5 separate regions of the Homo sapiens genome follow, and regions 2, 3, 4 and 5 are each linked to region 1. A link is a contact called in ENCODE Hi-C or POLR2A ChIA-PET data. All regions are on one chromosome and are shown on one strand. Each heading gives the region's core, a stretch centred on a gene start or an enhancer-like site at or near the end of the contact. The rest is flanking DNA. Distances are from core to core; before and after follow the strand shown.

Region 1 (2,747 bases), core at 174-2,673:
GCTCTCTAGATGAAACTTGCATTAGCACTGACATTGCATATGTTCCAAAATAGGAGGTCAAGGAAAAAGAAGTGGGCCACCCCAATCCTAGCCATTAAATTCAAAAAGCTCAATCTGATTTTAACTGGTAATGTCTTCAAGGGTAAATTCAGAAGGGAAAAGCAATGTTCATGACCACGTTTTATCCGTTTTTCCTGTTTCTGCTCCATTTTGCAACCTCATCTCTAAAATCAATTTAGTTAAGTTTTTTATGCTAATTAATACGACAAAAAGATATTTTTTAAAAAGGTAATTAAATTGAACATAATTTTTCACTTTGAAACTGTCGATCATAACTACCGTCTGTTATCAAAAACTGCCTGGGGGCCTAAGAATTTTTCAAAGAACCACCTGGTACTCAACCCAAAGAAGTCCACTGGAGAAGAAAGGTAACGGTAACTAAAACCAGCCTCTAAACTTTTAACAAATATATATTTACCTTAATGAGCCTGTTCCAATGTGGGGGTGGGGGGAGAAGCAGCTTGTAATTCAAGTAACTGATACTGAAACCACTATTGTAGAATTTATACAAAACGCAACTTTAAAAAGAGAAACGAAATCTTCAGCCTTTGCTGATTGAGGGAAAGATCAGAAAAAAACGAGGTGAAAATGAACCAGGACTGAAGGGCACACGACTTCGGTATAACAGGAAGGTGACAAGCACAAGACCAGGGAAGGGGTCGCGCGGCCCCAGCAAGCCGCTAGAACCCCGTGGCTAGCAGCCGCTCGGGCGAGGGGAGACAGGTTGGTCGGAGGGGGCGTGGGAGGCGGCGAAGTGCGGAGAAGACGGCGTGGGAAGGGGCGGGATTTGCACCAAGCGCCATTTTCTTCTCTCGAAGCGTTCCCTCCCCCTGCACATCAGCCGTTCTTCCCCCGGCCCCCTCCCGCCCGCATCCGCTCTCCCAGTCTCCAGAGCGCCCCGCTCAGGGCGAGGGGCGGGGGAAGAGTAGGTAACCGCACGCGCCCCACCTAGGCAGGCCGCCGCCGCATTGTCCCGGGGACGCCGCGACTCTCTCCCCGCGACTCCTCACTCCCCGGCCGCCCTCAATCTACCGCCCCGGGCCGCAGCGCCCGCCGCCTCGACTCGGCTCCCCGGGGACAGGAGTCTACCGCGGAAGGGCCCACAGCGCGTCAGGCGTGGAGTCAGAAACGGAGAAGGGGGCCGGGGACGCCGAGGGGAAGGGGGAGGTAAGGCAGAGCCGCCATTTCCCGCGGCCATTGCCGGCGAGAGGAGTGGAGGGCCGAAGGCAGCTCACGGCCCGGCTGGGAGGGTGGGGGCCCCGAGGAGTAGGGGTAGGGGGTCCCGCGCACTCACGCTTCGCTCGGCTCTAGCAGTCGAACACCCTCTTGGTCGTTCGCTCGCGACTGACAGAGAACCGGAAGTGACGGCAGCCAGGAGACGCCGGCCCCGCCGCGCTGGGGCTGCGGTCACGTGATGGGGCGTGGCCTCCCCACAGAAACCAACACTTAGACCCTTTCCAGGGCCTTAAAGGGACCGCGTCTCTTCCTAAATGGGTGACGCGAAAGTCAGATGTTGGAAGATTACATCTGACCCTTGAGAGAATGAAAGAGCTAATATCCTTCCTGTAGGAGATAGCTTAAAAAAAAATTAAAAAAAAGGAAAACGCCAATAAAACATGAGTGACAAGCGCCAAGCTTTGCGTTTGTTCAATAAATGTTTACTCTAATGAAGCGAAGGGGTCATAATGAAAAAGATCAATACTCTGGCCCATTTTCCCAGAAATGGTCTTCCTACCCCACTTCACCCACCTCAATACATGCCTCTGCCTCCTAAAATCCAAAGGAAGGAAGCTAAAGTCACAGCGTTTAATTCCAGAAAGTGCAAGAAATCTTTGGAGTACTCCTTATTCCTGTATTGAAGTCCTGGAGATGTAAGGGAGTTCACAGAAGGCAAGAGGAATCCATATACAAGCAGGAATATAGCTAAAAGATTATTTGAATATGTATTTGAATGAATACTTCCTACAGCTAAGAATCAATATAAAGGCATATCTATTAACAAAGATTTATCAAGCACCCACTACGTGTCAGACGCTGCAGGAGGCAATTTACATTACTCATCCTAACAAGCATGTTCCAAAGCAGAAATGACTGTTCTCTCCATTTTATAGACGAGGAAACCAAAGTTAACGCCCTATGGAGAGGATATTTCCTGTTACAGCTGAAGCGTGAATTGTCCTTATGTTCTCTCCCTCCAGACCCTATTTTCCTGCCTCAGGTAGAGGAATGGTATGGGATTTTACAAAGTAGAGGATGGAATCCTGTCGAAGCTCAGAATTGCACATCGGAGATGCCACAGAGGCTAAGGAAGGGCAGTGGGTTGCAGAAAGGGAGGAGTGTTTGGATCTACATATGGAGCAGTTAGACCTGTGGTTCCCACCCATCCCACCCTTATAGGAGAAGAGAGTTATATATTCCCTGCAAACATTAAAGCTGGGAGCGGAATGTGTAATGGGGTTGAGACGCAAAGAACACAGCGGATGGAATCAAAGTCTGAACACTAAACGTGAAAGCATCCCCCACACGTCCCTTTCTAGAATTACCTGACTTTTAAAGGATTAAATGCTGACAAAAATACAAACTAATCCCTTAGTTTGTTGTGAAACTCTCCATCATAATGAAATAAAAGAAGCCATGAAAATAAACACTGACATCAGGCGCGGTGGCTCACCCCTGTAATCCGAGCA
Region 2 (2,747 bases), core at 157-2,656, 490 kb after region 1:
GTAGACCTGGGTTAGGGAGACTGAAGAACAGGAAACTGAGCGAGGTTAAGCCCTCCAGGCGCTCAGCGTTTGATTGATTGCTCTGCAGGGTCTGCTTCAAGACCAGAGGCCCTGAAGTTGCTGCAGGAATACTGAGTGATTGATTATAAATGACAGAAGGACCATCCAGATCTGAGTTCACGAGGCTTAAAAACTGGCAGCTGTGAGGATGAAGTGGTTTCCTTTGACAGTTTACAAGGATCCCACTGAAAGTCCACCAAGTGGTCGAGACAGTTTTGGGGCAAAGGCAAGCATGACAAGATCTGATGACCAAGGTGTTTCCCTGTATTGAGGAGGGCCTCAGCCCTCTGGAAGAGGGAAAGTGAAATGACACAGAAGGAAGACTGGGGACCATGGAGGCATCTGGACAAGAAGTGTTTCTCATTTGTTAAATGGAATCGGAGCCATTTTCAGCAAGGACTACAAACAGCTCAGGCCACAAGGAAGCCAAGTTGTAGAAAGGAATCCAGCTACCCTTATCAGGGAGAGATGTGGAGAAGGAACAAAAGGCCCCTCCCAGAAGGCACTGCCTAACCCATACCCTCTGCTTTGCCCTCTCGAATAAAAAAAGACGTCACCCCTGAATGCCAAGATGCACGGCACTCCAGACATCTGCAGTACTTAACAGGGCATTAAACAGCTCGCACTGCAGAAACAGACGCTGCACGTGGTTCTGAGGCTCTGAATATGGACGGAACGTAGAAAATCTGTTTCTAAACCTCTTCCAGTGAGTTCTTCTTGGTTGACTAAGGCTGCAATTTCTGTTTTCAGACACAAAATACTCTTGCCCCCTCATTTCCTTCTTTTCTTCTAAACCAGGAAAGAATACAACCTTGCTGTTTCCCAAGGATAAATCTTAGTTCTGGAATTTCTCCTTCAACACTGCTCGCCCCGTCACGTAGTTTCCTGTTTTCCTTACCAGTCCTAACAAGAGGCTGTGAATGTAAGAGATTCCTTCTTAGGACACTTAGGGAAACTGTTCTGCAGTCATTTTAAATCTTCCACAGTACAGCTTGAACTACTGGGGGGATTTTTCTAATTTTCTAATTTTTTTCTAATTTATTTGTAACACTGCTTTTGTAAGCAGCATCCAAACACACTAGACTTCGCTACATTTAATTTTTCAGATCTAGAAGTTAGTTAGCTGTTATTTTCCTTCATGTTCAACCAGAATCTCCTCTTTCTGCAGTAGCTCACAGCCTGCTGGTTGTTGAAATGATCATCTTACCAATGCCAGGCTCCAGGGGGATGGTCTTTCTGGACAGCAAACCCTTCCCATTGGCTGTGGGAGGCTCCTGCCGGGCAGAGGGCCTGGGCTGATCCATCCCTTTCTTGATGACCACGAGGGCATCTTTGTGCAGCTGTGCCTGGTGCAGAACCTTCAGGACATTCCCGTGGGCTAAGCCAGCCAGTGAGGCGCCGTTGACTGACAGAAGGAAATCCCCTCGGTTCATAGTCCCTTCCTGAGAAGCCGCCCCCTGAGAAAACACCCTGTGGACCTGGGATGAGGAAAGGAAAAGGGAACAAAAACCAGATCCACTTACGATTTCCGGTAAAAGGGAGATAGTAACTAACTGCGTATCTGTAGTAAAGGAACCTTCCTTTTTTATTTTTATTTTTTGAGAGGGAGTCTCGCTGTGTCACCCAGGCTGGAGTACAGTGGTGCAATCTCAGCCTCCCGGGTTCAAGCGATTCTCCTGCCTCAGCCTCCTGAGTAGCTGGGATTATAGGCACACACCACTATGCCAAGTTAATTTTTGTATTGTTAGGAGAGACGGACAGGGTTTCACCATGTTGGCCATGCTGGTCTCAAACTCCTGACCTCAGGTGATCCACCCGCCTCGACCTCCCAAAGTGCTGGGATTACAGGCGTGAGCCACCGTGCCGGGTCTTGTAGTAAAGGAACTTTCTAAGGTAGACACTTGCTTTATAAAAAAAAACATACATTCAGTGCGGGGGATGGAACACAAATGTCAATGCCAGTGTCTCCACACATTTTTTTTTAACTCCTTTTTAGTGTCTGACATGGGCCTGGCATCCAGGAGGCAATGGGAATACGAAGATGAATGAGGCCTGGGCTCGTGCAGTGAAGGTGACCCTCTGGATGGTCCTGAAGGCTTTTGAATGATGTAAAATTTTGAGTGACTTTTTGAGACGGGAGTAATTGTATAAACACAAGTTTGGCCAGTTGATTCTAATGTTTTCTACTGCTTAAAATATGGAGGTAAATTATAAGGCTATAGCGAATTGTGTTTATAGGGATTGGAAATGGCCTATACATGTCAGCTCTGTGTTAAAAATGCTTGTCTTTTGTCAACGAAAACCTTACGTACTACTTCTCCCACTTCTCCCTTTTTATGTTGGTAGCTGGGAATGAAATCCAGCAATCTCTGAACCCGCTGATTGGAATTTGTGCCCTGATCACATTCTGAGGCTGCTTGAGGGGGGATTTTCCTGAGAGCCTAATGACTCTGTCACTTACCGTGATTGATTTTGGCTCCACATCTGTCCCTCCTGCCACACTGAATCCCAGACCTGAGCCTTCTTTTCTATTCAAGACTATGAAGCAAACATCTTCTTCATTCTAGTGAAAACAAACAAAAATTATCCTTTGAGCTACAGCTGCAAAAAATTAAGAAAGAAAAACATATCCCCTTGGGCCAGGAGTAAGGAAGCTCTGATGTCAGTCCTCTTGGAGGGGCTTTTCA
Region 3 (2,747 bases), core at 99-2,598, 400 kb after region 1:
TATATCATTTTGTATACGAAGAATAATATTTTGTGATAGTTATAGGGTAAATCAAAGTGCTCTCAGGTTTGAACTTTGCATAATTCTAGAAAGGAAAAGAGATGGCATCTATTTGTCCACTCATTGAATCTGGGGGTAACTTGGGCTTACTTTGACCAATAGAATGTGGCACAAGTAATACTGTATCACTTCTGAACCCTGCATCTTCTCTTCCTCTTGGAAGCCAGATGCCATTTGAAAAAGACTGGGTCATCCTGCTGAAGACATGTGGCATAGATTATAGCCAACACCAATTCCCATACCTGTGAGTGAGGCCACATCAAACCAACTAGCTCAAGTCAAGCTGCAGTTTGACTACAGTCATATGAGTGACCCCATGAGAGACCATAGGAATAAGCGCAGCCAAATTGCTGAACCACAGCCTAAGAAGCAAATAAAATAGTTGCTGTTTTATTTGAGGGGATGGTTTGTTATACTGCAATAAATAATTATAAAACTGTTTTGGGGAGGAGCTATGAATAGAGAAAAAGATAATGTAAAATAATGAAGGCCGGGCGTGGTGGCTTACGCCTATAATCCCAGCACTTTGAGAGGCCAGGGTGGGCAGGTCATTTGAGGTCAGGAGTTCAAGACAGGCCTGGCCAACATGGTGAAACCTGGTCTCTACTAAAAATTCAAAAGTTAGCCAGGCGTGGTGGCACGTGCCTATAATCCCAGCTGCTCAGGAGGCTGAGGCAGGAGAATCGCTTGAACCTGGGAGGCAGAGGTTGCAGTGAGCCGAGATCACACCACTGCACTCCAGCCTGGGTGACAGGGCGAGACTCTGTCTCAAAAAAAAAAACGTAAAATAAATAATGAAAGATAGGTTTGCTTTTGTTCATTAATATGTTTAATCACATACTCTCCATCTCCATACAGAAAGGATTAAAGGCTGCTCTAGTGGGTAGACCCTAGGGTGACCCCTGTTAATGATACCTGCCTTCTGGCGTTCACTCTTCTTGAGTATGGGATGACAGGTTTCTAACCCACAGAATACAGCAACAGTGATGAGATGTCATTCCTGTGATTTTATTGCGTTATCTGAAACTCCATTGTGCCAGCAGATTCACACTAGGGATTCTCCTTGCCGGCTTGAGTCGGCGGCCATGTTGAAGAAGCCCACATGGCAAAACACTATGGGAAGCCTCTAGAAGCTGAGTGCAGCCTCCAGCCAATAGTCAACAAGAAACACAACCCCTCTACAAGGAAATGAATTCTGCCAATCCAAAGCAAGCTCTGAAGCCAGCTCTCTCCCAGTGGAGCCTTCAAATGAGATGCAACTCAGCTGACATCTGGTATGCAGCTCCTGACTTGCACGGCTGAGGGTCCAGCTACGCTGTGCCTGGACTCCTGGCCCACAGACATGGCGAGATTAGAAACATATGCTATTTGTTACATAACACAGGAAACTAATGTAGCTGCTCGGGATGCTTCAGCATTCAATCCTTTTAAAGGAAAGCAACCTTTATTCGTAGAAGAAAAATGTTTGCTTTGTGAAAAGACAAAGGCATTCTTTTTTTTTTTCTTTTTTTTCTTTTTTTTGAGACAGAGTCTTGCTCTGTCACCCAGGCTGGAACGCGATGGCCCGATCTCGACTCACCACAAGCTCCGCCTCCCGGGTTCACGGCATTCTCCTGCCTCAGCCTCCCAAGTAGCTGGGACTACAGGCGCCCGCCACCACGCCCGGCTAATTTTTAGTATTTTTAGTAGACACGGCGTTTCACCATGTTAGCCAGGATGATCTCCATCTCCTGACCTCGTGATCCGCCCGCCTCGGCCTCGCAAAGTGCTGGGATTACAGGCGTGAGGCACCGCACGGAAGACAAAGGCATTCTACAGCTTTAGAAGGTCATTTCTTTGTTATCACACTCTGATTTATTTAAAATCCAGGACAAGAGAGCATTGATTTTCGAAGCTGACTCAAGGAACTGAGGATAATTTACTTAGGGAACGTGAGGCAGAAAACGAATTAAATGTATATACAGGGCGTGGTGGCTCACGCCTGTAATCCCAGCACTTTGGGAGGCCGAGGCGGGTGGATCACCTGAGGTCAGGAGTTTGAAACCAGCCTGGCTAACATGGTGAAACCCTGTCTCTACTAAAAATACAAAAAATTAGCCAGGTGTGGCGTTGCACGCCTATAATCCTAGCTACTCAGGAGGCTGAGGTGGGAGAATTGCTTGAACCTGGGAGGCGGAGGTTGCAATGAGCCAAGATAACGCCACTACACTCCAGCCTGGGCAACAGAGCGAGACTTCGTTTCAAATAAAATAAAATAAATAAATAAAATGAAATAAAAGTGTATACATAAGCTAGGAGATTTTTCCAGATAACAATGAATAAGCAATTCCATTTCCATTTCCACTGAGCCGAGAAAAAGGGGTTGTCAAGTACAACAGAAGGTAGAGGATCATACATAAACCTGAATTAAACTTCCAGAAGATAGCTTTGGCTAAAACTTCTGGATCACAGGAGAGACCCTTACTAATAAGTTGGGAGATCCCTGATCTTTCTTTGGGTCAATTGCACTCCATATTCTGTGTTATAGAAACTAATAATTAAGGATGTAGCTTAGAAGTTTATAAGACTTCTTTTTGTTTTTTGGAGATGGAGTCTTGCTCTGTGGCCCAGGCTGGAGTGCAATGGCACCGTCTCAGCTCACTGCAACCTCTGCCTTCTGGATTCAAGAGATTCTCCTGCCTCAGCCT
Region 4 (2,747 bases), core at 129-2,628, 320 kb after region 1:
TCTAGGATTACAGGCATGAGCCATCATGCCTGGCCATGAATAATATTGATATGAACATTCAATTATAAATTTTTGTGTAGATGTATGTTTTTATTTTTCTTGGGTATATTACCTAGAAGTGGACTGCCAGATCCTGTGGAAATTTGTGTTTACCCTTTTGAGGCACTCACAGACTTTTTCACAGAGACTGTTCCATTTTATATTCCTACCAACAGTGTATGAGAGTTTCTTCCTCCACATCAATACTAGCTTTTTATTATGTACTTATTTATTATTCATTTTAAGATGGGGTCTCTCTCTGTCCCCCAGGCTGGAGTGCAGTGGCGTGATCTCGGTCCACTGTAAGCTCCGCCTCCTGGGTTCACGCCATTCTCCTGCCTCAGCCTCCTGAGTAGCTTGGACTACAGGCACCTGCCGCCACGCCTGGCTAATTTTTTGTGTTTTTAGTAGAGACAGGGTTTCACCCTGTTAGCCAGGATGGTCTTGATCTCCTGACCTTGTGATCTGCCCGCCTCGGCCTCCCAAAGTGCTGGGATTACAGGTGTGAGCCATTGCGCCCGGCCTTTTTCTTCCCTTTTATTGAGCACTTCTTTTATTCATTCACCAAAAATTTTTGACTGCCTTCCATTTGCTTGGCAGTGTCCTAGCTATTAGAGATGGCAGCAGTCAACAGGGCACCTGAAAACCTCTGCCCTCTTGGAGCTATCATTCTGGAGGGAGGAAGATGATGGTAGAATAAAGAAGTAAATTATAGCATGTTAATAGATAAGTGCTATGGAGAAAATCAGATCCAGCACATGGTTAGGGAGTGCTGGAGGTGATGGTGGGAGGGTTGGTCAGGAAGGTTTTACATGGTGGAAGTAAGGTTTTGCATGGTGGCTTGTAAGCATAGTCGTAAAGGAAGTGAAAGCTTGAGTCAGAGGACACCCGAGGGAGGAGCATTCCAGGTGGAGGGAGGAGTAAGAGCAAAGGCCTGGGGGAGGAACAGCAAGGTGCCCAGGGATGGGGGAGGAGCAAGCTAGGGAGAGGAGTGGGAGATGATGGGCCCAGAGACTTTGATGGGAGGACAGTGAGAGGGAGGCTGAGTAGAAGCAGACATGATCTGACCTACATGTTTTTTTGAGACTGAGTCTCACTCTGTCACCCAGGCTGAAGTGCAGTGGTGCTATCTCGGCTCACCGCAACCTCTGCCTCCTGGGTTCAAGTGATTCTCCTGCCTCAGCCTCTTGAGTAGCTGGGATTACAGGCGCCTGCCACCACGCCCCACTAATTTTTGTATTTTTAGTAGAGATGGGGTTTCACAATGTTGGCCAGGCTGGTCTTGAACTCCTGACCTCAAGTGATCTGCCTGCCTCAGCCTCCCAAAGTGCTGGGATTACACGCGTGAGCCACTGCGCCTGGCTGACCTACATTTTTAAAGCATGACTGTATAATCTGTTTTCAGAAACTTGAATGTTATCATTTTGGAACATACTCCCTAACACCCTGCTAACAGATTCATACAACTTTGTATTTTTGTAGAGCTCTTTGTATCATGGTTCTGATAGGCCTCTTCAGTAATCAGTTTTGATTCTGATCACTCTCAGTATTTATCAGGTTGCTGCCACTGGTCCCCCTCCCCCCCGCCCTGCAGTGCCTTCACAGTGTGAGCTGTGGTGGCAGTGGGGAAGGGCCTGCCAGGGTCCTGACCCCCACCAAGAACCTCATTGTCAGCCACACCCTGTTCTTTTCTCTTTCCTGGTTTTAAAGCTTGAAAGGATAAAGCTAGCTCTTGCTCAGAAAGAAGTTAGAAACCCCTGCTCCTAGGAGATGATAGTTTGTAATAAGATGTTGATACTAACATAAGTTCCCAGAATTGTTTTTAAAAAAAATCCTGCCACATACTAATCAGTTGGCATTTGCATAGGTGTTAGCATGTCAGAAATATACAGGAAAAGCTGTGGTTTGTTTCACTCCAGACCACTGTAGTCGCTGCTCCGTGGTCTCCCCCATCCACTGGTGCCCCAGCATCCATTCTCCATGTCGCATGCCAAGCAGGCTACTCCACATGCATCTCATGGCACTTGTCCCTGGCTTCAGTGGCTTCCCGCTGTTCTTGGTATAGAACAGAGCCCTCAACAAGCACTCTCAAGGCCCTTCATGGTTTGACTGCAGCTTTGTGTCCCACCCCTCTGGCCATACTGACCTCCCTGCCACAGGTCTTACCCACAGGCTCCTGTCTGGAAGTCCTTTTTGCTTCTAGCTGCACAAGTATAATTAACTCCACTTCATCAGTCGGATCTTACCCCAGGTACCGCTTTTTTTTTTTTTTTTTTTGGGAGACTGAGTCTCACTCTGTCACCCAGGCTGGAGTGCAGTGGTGTGATCTCGGCTCACTGCAACCTCCGCCTCCCAGGTTCAAGCGATTCTCCTGCCTCAGCCTCCCAAGTATCTGGGATTACAGGCATGCGCCACCACGCCCAGCTAATTTTTGTATTTTTGGTAGAGACGGGGTTTCACCATGTTGGCCAGGCTGGTCTTGAACTCCTGACCTCAAGTGATCCGCCTGCCTCAGCCTCCCAAAGTGCTGGGATTACAGGCTTGAGCCACTATGCCCAGCCCCAGGTACCACTTAAGTTGCAAGCTTTCCCAAGGCTAAGTCAGGTGTCCTTGTGAGTTTTCATTGCACTGTCTGCCCCTCTTCACAGCGCTTCCTGCAATGGCAAGTTTGTTGTTATTTTGTATCATCATTTGGTTAATGTGAGTTT
Region 5 (2,747 bases), core at 117-2,616, 300 kb after region 1:
GTACAGTGTGGCACCTTAAATTCCAGTGCTCCAGTGGTTATATAGGTTTCTATTCTCAATTTGTTACCACCTTTTAGCAACTTGATCTACTGTCAACAAAATTAGTAGCTGAGAAAGCTTTTTTGTGTGTGCATGCCCAAGCAGGTCCTTCCTCTCGGATGTGGTCTCTTTTTTTTTTTTTTGAGACGGAGTCTCGCACTGTCTCCCAGGCTGGAGTGCAATGGTATGATCTCAGCTCACTGCAGCCTCCACCTCCCAGGTTCAAGTGACTCTCCTGCCTCAGCCTCCTGAGTAGCTGGGATTATAGGCATGCATCACCATGCCTGGCTAATTTTTATATTTTCAGTAGAGACGGGGTTTCAGCACGTTGGTCAGGCTGGTCTCGAACTCCTGACTTTGTGATCCACCCGCCCCAGCCTCCCAGAGTGCTGGGATTACAGGCATGAGCCACCACGCCCGGCCCAGATGTGGTTTCTTAAGAAAGCCATTGGTCTACTTTTTTGGTCTTGCAGAGGGTTCAAAGTGCTTTCTATTGCAAAAGATAAGATGCATAATGACCAGACATAAATCATGGTGTGCTGCTAGAAGATAAATCCTATTAATAGAAAAATGCTATTTCCTTTACCCTGGCTTCAGATATTCCTAATGTAGTTAAAGTCTTACAGATTTAGGGCCAACTTCAGTGTTGCTAATTTCAGGAATTCCTGATCCACAGAAAAAAGAATTGTGAGCCTGAGTAGAGTCAATTTAGTTTAATATGGGAAACAAGATTGGGAGAAAAGTAGAAGTTACTAGTCTCATGTAACAGTTTTTTTTGTTTTTTTTTTTTTTTTAATGATAGAGTCTCCTTCTGTTGCCCAGGCTGGAGTGCAGTGGCACGATCTCAGCTCACTGCAACCTCCACCTCCCGGGTTCAAGCTATTTTCGTGCCTCAGCCTCCCGAGTAGCTGGGATTACAGGCACATGCTGCCGCATCCTGCCAATTTTTGTATTTTCAGTAGAGACGTGGTTTTACCATGTTGGCCAGGCTGTTCTCAAACTCCTGGCCTCAAGTGATCCACCCACCTCAGCCTCCCAAAGTGCTGTGATTACTGGTGTGAGCCACCACACCCTGCCGAGAGATTCTTGAATAATTCCCCTACTCTTTGTTTACTCATGAAAGGAAATCAAGCAGAAGCACAGATCCTGCTACCCCCAACAACTATAACAAATTACATGACCAAGTACCTGTGTCACCGAAGTTATGTATGTATCTCTTAAAGCTCTCATACTAGGTAGTATTGTTTCCATTTTAGTATATCGGAGGAAACTGAAACTGACACTCAGTCAGTTTAAATGACAAGACCAAAGTCACATCTGTGGATGCCAGAGCCATATTTGGACTGTGGCCCCAGGTCGGTATTCTTTCTGTTTTTAGTACATGCACAGAGAAAATATTGGAGAAACATAGAGAAAGACAAAAACTTAAATTATTAGTACTATGCTGTATAAAAAATACAACTTTCTACTTAAAAAAATTTTGTTTTAAGATATACATGGATACCTACCTAATATGTAGATGCAAATTCATTTTTCTCCCTCAGATTTTCTACTTAGCTGGAAAAAAATGAGTATTAAGTGTTCATTCTAGAAAAGTAGGGCAGCTTTTAGGAAATGAAATGTCTGTGTTATGTCCTTTTAGCACTGTGTCAAATGCAATGGAAAGAAATTGTTTTGGAACCTTTAGAGATGTTGCTTCTTAGAGTTTGTCCCTCTGGCTGGATAAAATTAATCTGAGAACAACAATTTCAGTTTTTGATTTAAAGCTGATAGGAGCATTTATAAGCATTTTGACCTATGAGAGCTTCATTGTACCCCCACACACCCTAGTTCTTTTCAAGATCTTTCTGGCAGGGCCCTACCCTTTTTCTACCTCTCCTAAGGTGCCCCAGGATCATCACACATTTGAGATGATGTGCACTCTGAATGTGAACTTGGTAAGAGTCCAAAGAATTGACTTTTCAAGAACCAGTGAAGTAAATACCACCAGGCTGCCTCTCAGCAAGTCCTCAAGAGTGGTAGTTGACTTTAACATCCATGTGCTTTTGTCCTGTATGTCCCCAGCCCCTAGACTGCGGACTGGTACTAGTCTGTGCCAGCACTGCAGGAGTTGAATGTAGGAGTAGGGGGCAGCAAGGATTACCTCCTGAGTTCCACCTCCTGTGGGATCAGTGGCGGCATTAGATTCTTATAGGAGCATGAACCCTATTGTGAACTGCACATGCAAGAGATCCAGGTTGCACGCTCCCTATGAGAATCTAAGTAATGTCTAATGACCTGAGGTAGAACAGTTTCATCCCAAAATCATCCCCTGCCCCCCTGCCAGGTCCGTGGAAAAATTGTCTTCCGTGAAACCAACACCTAGCTCCAAAAGTTTGGGGAATGCTGCTGTGTGTGGCAGATCCTTGAATGTGAAGTAGTTCTCCTAACGGAATTTTTCTTATTTGTTCTGATCAGTTTTGTGGTAAGAGTTTCCTTTACAAGCAATGGATGCTACATTGATTTTCTCTTTTGCAATGGGAAACTGGAGACCATGTTTGTTAGAATTGGTACATAGCAGCGAAGAATGTAGGCTCTGAGTTCAATGGAGCTTGCAGATCCTTGGTTAGTAACTTTTTTTTTTGAGACACGGTTTTGCTCTGTTTCTCAGGCTGGAATGCAGTGGTGCAGTCATGGCTCACTGCAGCCTTGACCTCCTGGCCTCAAGT

The links. Hi-C counts contacts between places; a loop is a spot of excess contacts on that map. ChIA-PET counts read pairs that join two places held with the same protein, here RNA polymerase II (POLR2A). Pooled maps may share reads with other maps.
Region 2: a map of endothelial cell of umbilical vein shows a loop between it and region 1 (4-fold over the local background). The contact joins the enhancer-like site here to the promoter of SUB1 in region 1. A Hi-C loop is called at or near these places in 3 of 168 maps with a recorded cell type or tissue (cardiac septum, endothelial cell of umbilical vein and heart right ventricle) and 5 of 50 pooled maps. POLR2A ChIA-PET finds 5 or more read pairs at or near these places in 2 of 52 experiments (PC-9 and activated T-cell).
Region 3: POLR2A ChIA-PET joins it to region 1 with 17 read pairs in AG04450. The contact joins the enhancer-like site here to the promoter of SUB1 in region 1. POLR2A ChIA-PET finds 5 or more read pairs at or near these places in 2 of 52 experiments (AG04450 and SK-N-SH).
Region 4: a pooled map shows a loop between it and region 1 (2.0-fold over the local background). The contact joins the enhancer-like site here to the promoter of SUB1 in region 1. A Hi-C loop is called at or near these places in 1 of 168 maps with a recorded cell type or tissue (endothelial cell of umbilical vein) and 4 of 50 pooled maps. POLR2A ChIA-PET finds 5 or more read pairs at or near these places in 3 of 52 experiments (H1, K562 and activated CD4-positive, alpha-beta T cell).
Region 5: a loop to region 1 is called in a pooled map, with 8 times the contacts of the local background. The contact joins the enhancer-like site here to the promoter of SUB1 in region 1. A Hi-C loop is called at or near these places in 1 of 168 maps with a recorded cell type or tissue (endothelial cell of umbilical vein), 9 of 37 single-sample maps with no recorded cell type and 10 of 50 pooled maps. POLR2A ChIA-PET finds 5 or more read pairs at or near these places in 6 of 52 experiments (H1, IMR-90, activated B cell and 3 more).

What each region holds. Positions count from the first base shown.
Region 1 is chr5:32,584,233-32,586,979 of GRCh38, reverse strand. It overlaps SUB1 (SUB1 regulator of transcription), which reads right to left and starts at 1,423. Exons shown (of 5, transcript NM_006713.4): 1 at 1,355-1,423. RefSeq lists silencers at 840-1,109, 1,150-1,249.
Region 2 is chr5:32,097,155-32,099,901 of GRCh38, reverse strand. It overlaps PDZD2 (PDZ domain containing 2), which reads right to left. Exons shown (of 25, transcript NM_178140.4): 22 at 2,522-2,623; 23 at 1,268-1,538. It overlaps LOC105374711 (a long non-coding RNA gene), which reads left to right. Exons shown (of 4, transcript XR_007058716.1): 3 at 1-1,591; 4 at 2,057-2,747. Among named protein-coding and RNA genes, the nearest start is that of GOLPH3, 76 kb to the left of the region's middle. RefSeq lists an enhancer at 999-2,198. Within about 2 kb of position 1,406, at least 7 of the 41 ENCODE cell types and tissues checked have a DNase peak (open chromatin) inside an H3K27ac peak, as active enhancers do; they include endothelial cell of umbilical vein, where a contact is called at or near this core.
Region 3 is chr5:32,188,897-32,191,643 of GRCh38, reverse strand. No RefSeq gene overlaps it. Among named protein-coding and RNA genes, the nearest start is that of GOLPH3, 16 kb to the right of the region's middle. Within about 2 kb of position 1,348, at least 2 of the 41 ENCODE cell types and tissues checked have a DNase peak (open chromatin) inside an H3K27ac peak, as active enhancers do.
Region 4 is chr5:32,259,607-32,262,353 of GRCh38, reverse strand. The region is part of intron 7 of MTMR12 (myotubularin related protein 12); the gene reads left to right. Among named protein-coding and RNA genes, the nearest start is that of MTMR12, 52 kb to the left of the region's middle. RefSeq lists an enhancer at 935-1,034. Within about 2 kb of position 1,378, at least 6 of the 41 ENCODE cell types and tissues checked have a DNase peak (open chromatin) inside an H3K27ac peak, as active enhancers do.
Region 5 is chr5:32,279,335-32,282,081 of GRCh38, reverse strand. All of the region lies in intron 1 of MTMR12 (myotubularin related protein 12), which reads left to right. Among named protein-coding and RNA genes, the nearest start is that of MTMR12, 32 kb to the left of the region's middle. RefSeq lists enhancers at 1,237-1,346, 1,367-1,416. Within about 2 kb of position 1,366, at least 5 of the 41 ENCODE cell types and tissues checked have a DNase peak (open chromatin) inside an H3K27ac peak, as active enhancers do.